Linked DNA regions of Homo sapiens: region 2 is linked to region 1. A link is an interaction called in ENCODE POLR2A ChIA-PET data of the cell type or tissue named here. Cell type or tissue: A673. All regions are shown on one strand. Each heading gives the region's core, and the rest is flanking DNA. Links, peaks and the distances in the headings are about the cores only.

Region 1 (5,381 bases), core at 300-5,299:
TGAGACAGGGTCTCGTTTTGTCACCCAGGCTAGAGTGCAGTGGCCTGATCAAGGCTCACCACAGCCTCAACCTTCTTGGCTCAAGTGATCATCTCACCTCAGCCTCCAGAGTAGCTGAAGTACAGGTACATGCCACTACACTCAGCTAATTTTTGTGGTTTTTTTCTTTTTTTGTAGAGACAGGGTCTCACTATATTGCCCAGGCTGGTCTTGAACTCCTGGGCTCAAGTGATCCTCCCGCCTCAGCCTCCCAAAGTGCTAGGATTCCATATGTGAGCCACTACCCCTAGCCAGGTTAATTTATTTTTGAAGAAAGAATAATATTTTTATAAACTGAGTATATCCTTAGTTCAGTATTTGTGAAGGCTATGGCAGTCTACAGTGGTGTACAGTAATGTCTTAGACCTTCACATTCACTCCCCACTCACTCACTGACTCATCCAGAGCAACTTCTACTCCTGCAAGCTCCATTCATGGTAAGTGCTCTCTACAGGTATACTGTTTCGCCTTTTATACGGTATTTTTACTTTATCTTTTCTATGTTTAAATATATTTAGATACACAAATACTTACCATTGTGTTATAATTGCCTATGGAATTCAGTACAGTAACATGCTATATAGGTTTGTAGCCTAGGAGCAGTACGTAGGTGTGTAGTGGGCTGTACCATCTAGGTTTGTGTAAGTATACCCTATGATGTTCACACAACAAAACCACCTAACGATGCATTTCTCAGAACACATCCCCATCATTTAGTGACACATGACTGTACTTGGAGAAATAATAGCTAGAATTTCCCAAATTTGGTAAAACACATAAACCTACATAAAGATTCAAGAAGCTGAGCAAAACCCAAACAGGATAAACCTGAAGAAACCCATGAAAAGAAACACCACAATTGAACGTTAGAAAACTAGAGACAAAGAAGAAATCTTGAAATCAACCAGAGGGAAAACACACATGACCTACTGGGGAAAAGATTTTGAATTACAGCAAATTTCTCATCAGAAACCATGGAGATCAGAAGGAAATGGCACATTTTTTAAGCACTAAAAGAAAAGAAAAAGAACTGTCAATCTCAAATACCATCTCTGGCAAAACTATCTGTAAGGAATAAAGGGAAAATCAAGATATTCTTATAAAAAAGAAAACTGATGGAATTTGCCATCAGCAAACCTATCTGAAAAGAATGGCTAAAGGAAGTTCTTAAAAAAGAAAGGAAATGATAAAGGAAGGAATCTTGCAACATCAAAAGGGAAAAACTGAAAAAGAGAAAAAAATGCAAGGAGACATTCCTTTTCTCGAGTTTTCTAAATTATGTTTGATGGTTGAGGCAAAAAGGTAACATTGTCTGATGTGGTTCTCAATGTAAAAGAAATATTTAAAACAATTATAAACAGGCTAGGCAACAAAGCGAGACCCCATTTCTATAGACAAATTAAAGAATTAGCTGGGTGTGGTTGCACGCATCTGTGGTCCCACATACTTGCGGGGGCTCAGGTGGGAAAATTGCTTGAGCCTTAGAGGTTAAGGCTGTAGTGAGCTGTGACAGAGTGAGAGCTTCTCTCAAAAAAAAAAAAAAAAAGATCAACTGGGGAGGGCAAAGGACTTTAAAGGAAATAGTTTCATACTTCACTCAAACTGATAAAACGTCAACCCCTGTAGACCACGGTAAGTTATATATGTACACTGAAATACCTAGAGCAACCACTCAAATATCTATACAAAGGAATACACTCAAAAACACTACAGATGCATCAAAATGGAATTTTGAAAACTGTTTCAGGAACACACAAGAAGTCAGGAAAAAAAATTAAAACACTGAAGGAACAAACTACAAAGAAAAATAAAATGGTAGACTTGATTAAGCCTAACGTAACAATAATCACATTAAATGTAAATGGTCTAGAGCTCTTGTTCTCTCGATTCATCCTCCACCCTAGCCCCAGCTCCAGCCTGGCCCCAGCCCCAGCCCCAGCCACCCACCCACCATGGTGAAGGCAGAGCTGGCCCAGCAGGCTAAGCACTGTGACAACATGGCCACCTACACGAAGGCCATGACCAAGTGGGGCACCCAGCTGTCCAGCAAGGAGCGCAATCTGCTCTCAGTGGCCTACAAGTATGGGGTCAGGGACTACAGGTCCACCTGGAAGGACATTTTGGGCACTGAGCAGGAAACTGACACCTCCGACATGAAGCTGCTACTGATTAAGTACCATAGGGAGAAAGTGGAGTCTGAGCTGAGATCCACCTGTCCCATGGTCTTGGAATTTTTGGATACACCATGGTCTTGGAATTTTGGGATAAGTATTATATTCAATAGCCAATGCAACTAATCCAGAGAGAACCGTCTTCTATCTGAAAGTAAAGGGGGATTACTTCCAGTATCTTGCTGAAGTTGCATGTGGTAATGATCAAAAACAGAAGGTAGGTCAGGTACAGTGGCTCATGCCTATAATCCTAGCACTTTGGGAGGCCGAGGTGGGTGAATCACCTGAGGTCAGGAGTTCGAGGCCAGCCTGGCCAACATGGCAAAACCCCACATCTACCAAAAATACAAAAATTAGCTGGGTGTGGTGGTGCATACCTGTAATCCCAGCTACTCAGGAGGCTAAGGTAGGAGAATCACTTGAACCCAGAAGGCGGAGGTTGAGTGAGCTGAGATAGCACCACTGTACTCCAGCCTGGGTGACAGAGCGAGACTCCATCTCAAAATAAAAACAAAACAAAACAAACAAACAAAAAACACAGATGGTAGATAATTCCCAGGAGCTTACCAAGACACATTTGACAATTTGATAAGCAAGAGAGAGATGCAACCCCCCCCTTCCGATCTGCCTGGGGCTGGCTCTTAACTTTTCTATATTTTACTGTGAGATCCTTAACAACCCTGAGCTCACCTGCCCACTGGCTAAAATGGCTTTTTTTTTTTTTTTTTTTTTTGAGACAGAGTCTTGCTCTGTCTCCTAGGCTGGAGTGCTGTAGTGCAATCTCAGCTCACTGCAACCTCCGCCTCCTGGGTTCAAGTGATTCTTGTGCCTCAGCCTCCCGCGTAGCTGGACTACATGTGCTCACCATCATGCCAGGCTAATTTTTTGTATTTTTAGTAGAGACGAGGTTTCACCATGCTGGCCTGCCTGGTCTCTAAATCCTGGCCTCAAGTGATCCACCCGCCTTTGCCTCCCAAAGTGCTGGGATTACAGGCCTGAGCCACCGCACCCAGCCCTAAAACAGCCTTTGATGAAGCCACTGCAGAACCTGATACACTGAAGACTCAGACAGCCCCCTCATCATGCAGTTGCTGAGAGACAACCTAATAACACTGTGGACATCACACAGTGCAGGAAAAGAACGCAATGCAGCAGAAGGGGCTGAACACTAAATGCATGCAGGGTGTTATCCTTCTTCCCTTCAAGAAACCTTTTTACCATGTCCATTCCTTATTCCACTTGGATTTCCTGTAGCAAAGAAACCTATTTATGTGTATGGAACCAACTGTTTATAGTATTTCCACACTGCAGCTTTGAGAAAACCTGATTCCCTGATTTGTGTTTGTCTTGGCCTTCCTGGTGTGCAGTTACTGCTGTAGAAAAGTATTAACAGTTTCATTCCATATAAACAAAAGTAACTTGAAAAAACTTATGTAGAGGACATATTTGTATCTGGTATTTAATCTTAACCAGGTCTGCAAGTGACTGTGTTTTGTATTACTGTAAATATATGAAAATGTAGTTAATTACAATTTAAAGAGTGTTCCACAGAACTTCTTTTTTTTTTTTTTTTTTGAGACAGGATCTGGCTCTGTTGCCCAGGCTGGAGTCCAGTGGCACAATCTCAGCTCACTGCAACCTCCGCCTCCCAGGCTCAAGAGATTCTCCTCCCACCTCAGCCTCCCAAGTAGCTGGGATTACAGGCATGCACCACCATGCCTGCCTAATTTTTCTATTTTTTGTAGAGATGGGGGTCTCACTTTGTTGCCCAAGCTGGTCTCGAACTCCTGACCTCAGGTGATCTGCACAACTCAGCCTACCAAAGTGCTGGAATTACAGACAGGAGCCACCACACCCAGCCAACTTCCTAATTTCTACATTCCCTCCCTTGCTCTTTGAGATTTCCTTTCAGTAAGGAACTTTTCTATGCTCTTAATATATTCCTTTTTAGTAGGAACGCAGAAGTATTAGACTGAATGGAAAAGCACTTGCCATCTCTGGGCTGGAGGCCATAAATTTGAAATGCCTCTTATATCACATATTGTAGAGGTCATGTACGTCTGTGGCAACAGGCAGTTTTCCTATTCACTCTTCATTTGCTGCTGTCTAAGTTGACGTCTCTTCCCAATACAAATTCACTTACACCTCCTGCCTTTGCAGTTCTGGTATTCACTTTACTATGTAATAGAAGTAGCATGTTGCTGCCAGAATACAAGCATTGCTTTTGGCAAATTAAAGCGCATGTCATCTCTTAATACACTAGAAAGGGGAAATAAGTACCCAAGTCCAAGTCTAAAAGTTTAGTCCTTTTCCATGCAGATTTGTGCACATGTGACAGAGGGTATCCAGCCTGTCTAGTGATTGTTCTTTAGGGGTGGACCACTGTTATGTGCTGCTAATCACTGGCTGTAGTCCCAAAAGAGCCTTGTAAAAATGCTATCCCCTATGAAACAGCAGAGGAACACAAAATAAAATCTCATTTTATAAACCATTTACTATGGCTTTGTAACAACTGCATACCCATACATTAAGAAACGGGTGAATTTATTACTTTCTAAGGTTTATTGATATCTCCCTTTTATCTTATGTAAATTGTAGTAACAATGCCTATATTTCTGCATTGTGATCCACTTTTTTAGGGGTGCCTGGAAATGTACAGAATTGGACTGCATTTCTTAGAGTATTTTACTATAGATCAATTTCATGGGCCATCTCTTCCTCAGATGTAAATGATCTCTGGTGAAGTGTTACATGGAATAAAGTGGACATTTTAAAACTAAAAGTAATATAAATAGTCTAAATACACCAATTAAAAGAGAGACTAGATTTTAGAAGATGATCCCATTAAATGCCATATAAAAGGTTGGCACCCATGCCATGGAATCCTCCTCAGCAAGGTAACAAAGCAAACTACTCAAACACCCAGCAACTTGGATAGGCCTCATGGGCGTCACGCAGAATAAAAAATTCCAATCTCTCACACACTGTATGACTCCATTTATAATAACATTTCCAAAATGACAAAGTTATAGTGAAGGATAATAGACTAGGTTCCCAGGGGTTAGGGATGATGGGGGATGCAGGGGTTGGTGTGACTATCGACACCACAGGGGAGATCTTTGTGGTGATAGAATTGTTCTATAGTGGTGGTTACAAGAATCTAGACATGAT
Region 2 (5,381 bases), core at 161-5,160, 240 kb before region 1:
ACAGACAGGAGAGACAGTGGCAGGCAGTGTGTTGATCACCTGAGGTCGGGGGTTCAAGACCATCCTGGCCAACGTAGTGAAAACCCGTCTCTACTAAAAATACAAAAATTAGCTGGGTGTGGTGGTGCACACCTGTAATCCCAGCTACTTGGGAGGCTGAGGCAGGAGAATCGCTTGAACCCAGGAGGTGGAGGTTGCAGTGAGCCGAGATCACATCACTGCACTCCAGCCTGGGTGACAGGGCAAAACTCCCTCTCAAAAAAAAATTTAACTCTGGATGCCAGATGGGTCCTTTACCTAACAGGTGGATCAGCATATTTCTACATAAGAGAGAGAGAGAGAGTCTCCTTGTTTGGGGCTGGCCCCAGTGAAAGCATTGCTGCTTTTGACTCCCCGCTGGAATCCTCTGTGCCTTAACACTGTCAGGACAGTTCCCAAGGCTGGCTTAGAGTCAGCTATGATCCCCATTATTTAATGCAGGCGCTAGTCTGGTTTGTATCACAAAGCTTATGTAGTAGTGGCTTTGGCATGTCTGTGTTTGTTTTTTGGGGGTAGGGGCAAGTTGGATTGTAGTGCTGGATGTGAACCCAAGTCAGCTTTCTCATCTGTAAAATGGGGAAGGTGCTAGGCTCACAGGAGGGTGGTGGGGATTGATAATATACATAGGAGAGGGCTGTGAACTGCAGTGCACTGGACCGGTGCAAACATGAATGTTTCGACCCCTGCTCCACTTGACAGTCTTGGTAACTGTTTTCCCCACAGTACTCTTATTTTTCACATGTGCTCAAAGGGCTGGAGTACACCCTATTGTTGACTCCTGCTCAGGGTACCTTCCAGGGGAAATATCACAGAAGAGGGAGGTGCTGAGAGGCAGGGACATCCAGCGAAGTTGAGAGGAGAAGGATGTGGGCGGGGGGTGGGAGGAGGAAGTGGAGGGCTTGCACTCTGTAAACTCTTAGTCAGCTGGTCACTGACCCAACTGAGCCTTTTACTGACACTGTTTTTTTAAAGAATGGAAGGACTAAGGATTGTATGAGCTGAAATGTTGAGTATTTTCACATTTCTTATTCATTCTTCGTGCTCTGTGTATACAAATGTTAAATGATCACATTACATAATTGGGTGATACTCAAATGGCAATACAGTGGTATGTTTGACAGAACCCAATGTTTTAAAATAGGGCTAGGTGCCAAGAAATGTCAGGATAGGCTGAGTAAGGTGACTCAGGCCAGTGATCCCAGCACTTTGGGAGGCCAAGGCAGGAGGATCTCTTGAGCCCAGGAGTTCAGACCGGCCTGAGCAACAAAGCAAGACCTTGTCTCTACTAAAAATTAAAAAATTAGCCAGGTATAGTAGTGCACACCTATATTCCCAGCTTCTTGGGAGGCTGAGGCGGGAGGATCACTTGAATCCAGGAGGTCGAGGCTGCAGTGAGCTATGATCGCACCAGTGCACTCCAACCTGGGTGACAGAGTGAGACCCTGTCTCTACAAAAAAAGAAAAAAAAAAGATACCCCAGAATCTTCCAAATATTGTCATTCCTATGGTTTGGAAGAGGGGAGTGAGTAAATGGATTGGCCTTAGGGACGACACCTTGCTGGTAGACTGTGCCCACCTCAGGTAGAAGGGAAGCGCTAGCAGTCTCATTTGTGGTTTGTCCCCAACTTGCCAGTGACTTGGTGAAGTCATGCCTGAATCTCACCCTCCTCCTTTCTTGTTCATCTAGTGAAGGTGATTTCCTTTGTTCCTCCCCCGTCGAATCCTCCCTGACAGTGGAATGGAGTGGTGATAGTGCCCAGGGGCTACATGGGTGAAGTGTGGTATGTTCTTGATTTAGTTGGCATTGGACTAAGACACACACACACATACAAGTGTCTATTTAGGGAAGTTGTTCTTTGGTCTGTTGCCTTGGAAATACTGCCTTTTTATTCTTTCACTTTCTCTCCCCTCTGCAGTGATTCAGCAGTAGCTTTCTAGAGAAGAAGAAACATAGTGTCAGAGACCCTGGAGTACCAAGGATATGTCAGTGGAGAGGGAAGCTGCCTGTGTGTCACACAGACCACATTCTTCCTGGTCCAGCTAGAGCGTCCCGTGCCTTTCCTTGGCTTTTCCAGCCTCTCTCCATCACTCCTTCTGAGGCCCTTTGCAGACAGTCCCCCAGTACAACTACAGCATTTTTGTAAGTCCAGCCCTTGTCATTTTCCCATTGACTGATGGAGACCACTTGACTCCAGCATACTTTATGCACACTTATCTTCTGGTTCAGGTCTGGACTGTCTTTCTCTTTCTGGCAGCTTTCTTTCCTGTTAGCCATTCCTGACTTGTTTCAAAAAGGATACATGGACTTGAAATTACCAGTTAAAGCAGAAAATGATTAAAAAGAAAAAAAGGGCTTCAAATGTCAAATGGATACAACTATATAAGTTGTAGAAGGTGCTCTGAACACGTTACAGGGAGGTTGCCATTGCTAAAAGCTTTTACATTTTTTATTTATTTATTTTTAGAGACAGAGTCTTGCTGTGTTGCCCAGGCTGGAGTGCAGTGGTGTGATCATAGCTCACTGTAGCCTTGACCTCCTGGGCTCAAGCATCCTCCTGCCTCAGCCTCCCAAGTAGCAATGACTGCATGCGTGTGCCACCACACTTGGCTAATTTTTAATTTTAATTTTTTCTAGAGACTGGGTCTTGTTGTGTTGCTCAGGCTGGTCTTGAACTCCGGGCATCAAGCAATCCTCCTGCCTCAGCCTCCCAAATTGCTGGGATTACAGGGCATGAGCCACTGTACCCAGCTACTTTTACGTTTTTCATTCTCACCCCTTTCTTCTGGAAACACTGCAGAGACCATGAGAACAGGAGCTTGTCTTACTTGATAGTGCAAACAGTCTTACAAATAGTGTTCAACCATCGATTGCCCAAAACACGTGTTTTGTGACTATTATTGTAGGTGCCTTTGAACTGTATGGTGTGTTAAATAACTCCATTGGAGGGAGGAAGATCTTTGTGTTTTGAGTTGATTATTTAATTATTCTTTAATTAGTCTAATGTCTTTACCAAGCTAGATATTAATATCTTTTGTCAAAGAGAGAAGAAAGCCAGTGGATGGGTTGTGAAGTGGTGAGGGGCCACTTCACAAATGGTGAGTGGGTGGGTTTTTATTTCCAGCAGTGTCACTGGAAACAACTTTGTACCAACTTGCATGGTAAGGAGCATTCAGGTTTTAAAGTTAATCTCATTCAGTTTCTCCTGTGGGACAACATTGGCCTTTCTCATTGGGGATTTGACTGTTGGGCCTTGTCCCTGGGTATGTCCCAGCCCAGACACTCAGGGCACTGGCCACCCTGCCTCAGCCCCTCTGGAGCAAAGAGAGTTTTAAGCAGTAGTGGATGTAACTCATTTAAAATAGGATTAGATCTAGCTGGGTTAGCTTAGTGGCATGCACCTGGTGAGGCTGTATTCTCTAGCTACTTGGGAGACCGAGGCAGGAGGATTGCATGAGCCCAGGAGTTTGATACCAGCCTGGTCGGTATAGTGAGACCAGCCTGTCTCAAACAAACAAACAAAAACAGGATTACATGAGCTATGACTAAATTCCAGGGCAGTAACTGCTGTGTCATTCTTTGGGAACTGGTCATCCCAGGATTTGATCAGTGTTTCATATCATAGGTTGGCTGTTTTGTAAACTATTAGGATTGTACCAGTGTTTGTCATGGGAACTAGCAGCCTGTGACGTAGACTGTGAACCTAACTTAATTGACTACTGTAATGAATACAAACAGTTGCTATTTTTACCTCAGAACGTAGATTTGTCTGCAAATTAAACATTTGAGACAATAAACAGGAGTTTGGTTTATTAAAGCTGTTTGAGCTTGCTACTTAGGCAGGCCTAGAAATAGGATTGGCTAGCTTTTTCTGATTATGTAGATGTTGACTATATTAGGGAGAAACTCTTATTTTTGTTTTATTTTATTTTAGAGACGGGGTCTCGCTCTGTTGCCCAGGCTATAGTGTAGTAGACAGCCATAGCTCGCTGCAGCCTCAAACTCTAGGGCTCAAGCAGTTCTCCCACCTCAGCCTCCCAATTAGCAAGGACTACAGGCATATGCCACTGTGCCCAGCTAATTAAACAAAAATTTTTTTTTTTTTTTTTTTTTGTTTAAATGAGGTCTTGTTATGTTGCCCAGGCTGGTCTGGAACTCCTGGCCTCAAATGATCCTCCTGCCTTAACCTCCGAAAGTGCTTGGATTGCAAGCATGAGCCATCACACCCTGCCTAACTTAACGTTTAAACAAGGCTTGAGCCTGGGCAAAATAGTGAAACTTCATCTTTACTAAAAATTAAAAAATTAGCTGGGCATGGTGGTGCACACACATCTGTAGTCCCAGCTGCTCAGGAGGCTGAGGCAGGAGGATAGCTTCAGCCCAGGAGTTCAAAGTTGCAGTGAGCTATGATTGTACCGCTGCACTCCAGTCTTGGTGACAGGGGCTTGCCTCTGCCTCAGAAAAAAAAAATCATCAAATAGCCCTTTCTCACCTTCTCTACCCTGGGAGTGGCTACGGATAGGCAGCAACTGAACACAACACGTTTCCTGGTACCCAAGATGAATCATTGCTGCCTGTGATGCCTGAGCCTAGTGATTATCTTCCAGATTGTTTTGCTAGCCAGTTCTTTCTCCATAAAAACATTCAGATTTTTTTTCCTCTTTGAGAGTGGAGTATTTTACTTGAGGGAGCTGACCACCGAACTTCATAGAAATGCCTTCCTGCCCCTTCATGGCTGTGCTGTTCTGTGTGTTTTTTGGGGCTTGCTTTCCCATTCTGCTGGTATCCTGGGTGAGACTCTGGCCCAATGAATGGGATGCTGCACATTTTTTTTCCAGGAGAAACAAAAGGTGTTGGGACCCCTAAGTATGCAGCATGTATGCAGAGAGTGAGGCATGGCCAGGGGGGATGTGGCTCTGATTTCCACATTGCATCTCCAGACCTTAAGCGGGTAGGCAGCATCGGCGGATCATGGCAGGGAGAGAAGTACAGCGGAGGCGAAGTTCTCAAAGCATGGCTGACTGTGGAAGGTGGCTCTCAGCACACTCTTTGTGGCCCGCTAACACCCGTCAGGATGGTAGCCACCACACGCCCAAAGGCACCCGAAGTGCTTGATTTTGACTGACTTTTACCACATTTGCCACCAGTGTGATTGGAGCATTCATGGAGCACAGAATATGACACCAAGTCAGGATTGCATAGTGCTCAGGCAGAGCTTTGTCCTTCGGAAATGCCGCTCACTCATGAGACAAGATGGATAGTTCAGGTCTGGACTGGCCCAGGAGTGGGAGTGACACTGAGTAGACCTCGGCCAGGGGCTTGCCCCTAAACCAGTGGTCCCTGC

What was found. ChIA-PET counts read pairs that join two places held together with the same protein. Peaks named below come from ENCODE experiments on the same cell type or tissue, not always from the same donor. Only the 100,000 strongest peaks of a DNase experiment are listed, where the experiment ranks them.
Region 2: POLR2A ChIA-PET joins it to region 1 with 10 read pairs; 3 of 35 experiments call an interaction of 5 or more read pairs at or near these places.

What each region holds. Positions count from the first base shown.
Region 1 is chr2:98,692,112-98,697,492 of GRCh38, forward strand. The region is part of intron 2 of MGAT4A (alpha-1,3-mannosyl-glycoprotein 4-beta-N-acetylglucosaminyltransferase A); the gene reads right to left. It overlaps LOC124906050 (a long non-coding RNA gene), which reads left to right and starts at 3,774. Exons shown (of 3, transcript XR_007087149.1): 1 at 3,774-5,381. It also overlaps the pseudogene YWHAQP5. In A673, for the core only: no CTCF peak of the experiment used is centred there; no DNase peak of the experiment used is centred there.
Region 2 is chr2:98,453,850-98,459,230 of GRCh38, forward strand. All of the region lies in intron 1 of INPP4A (inositol polyphosphate-4-phosphatase type I A), which reads left to right. Among named protein-coding and RNA genes, the nearest start is that of INPP4A, 12 kb to the left of the region's middle. RefSeq lists an enhancer at 1,895-1,944. In A673, for the core only: no CTCF peak of the experiment used is centred there; no DNase peak of the experiment used is centred there.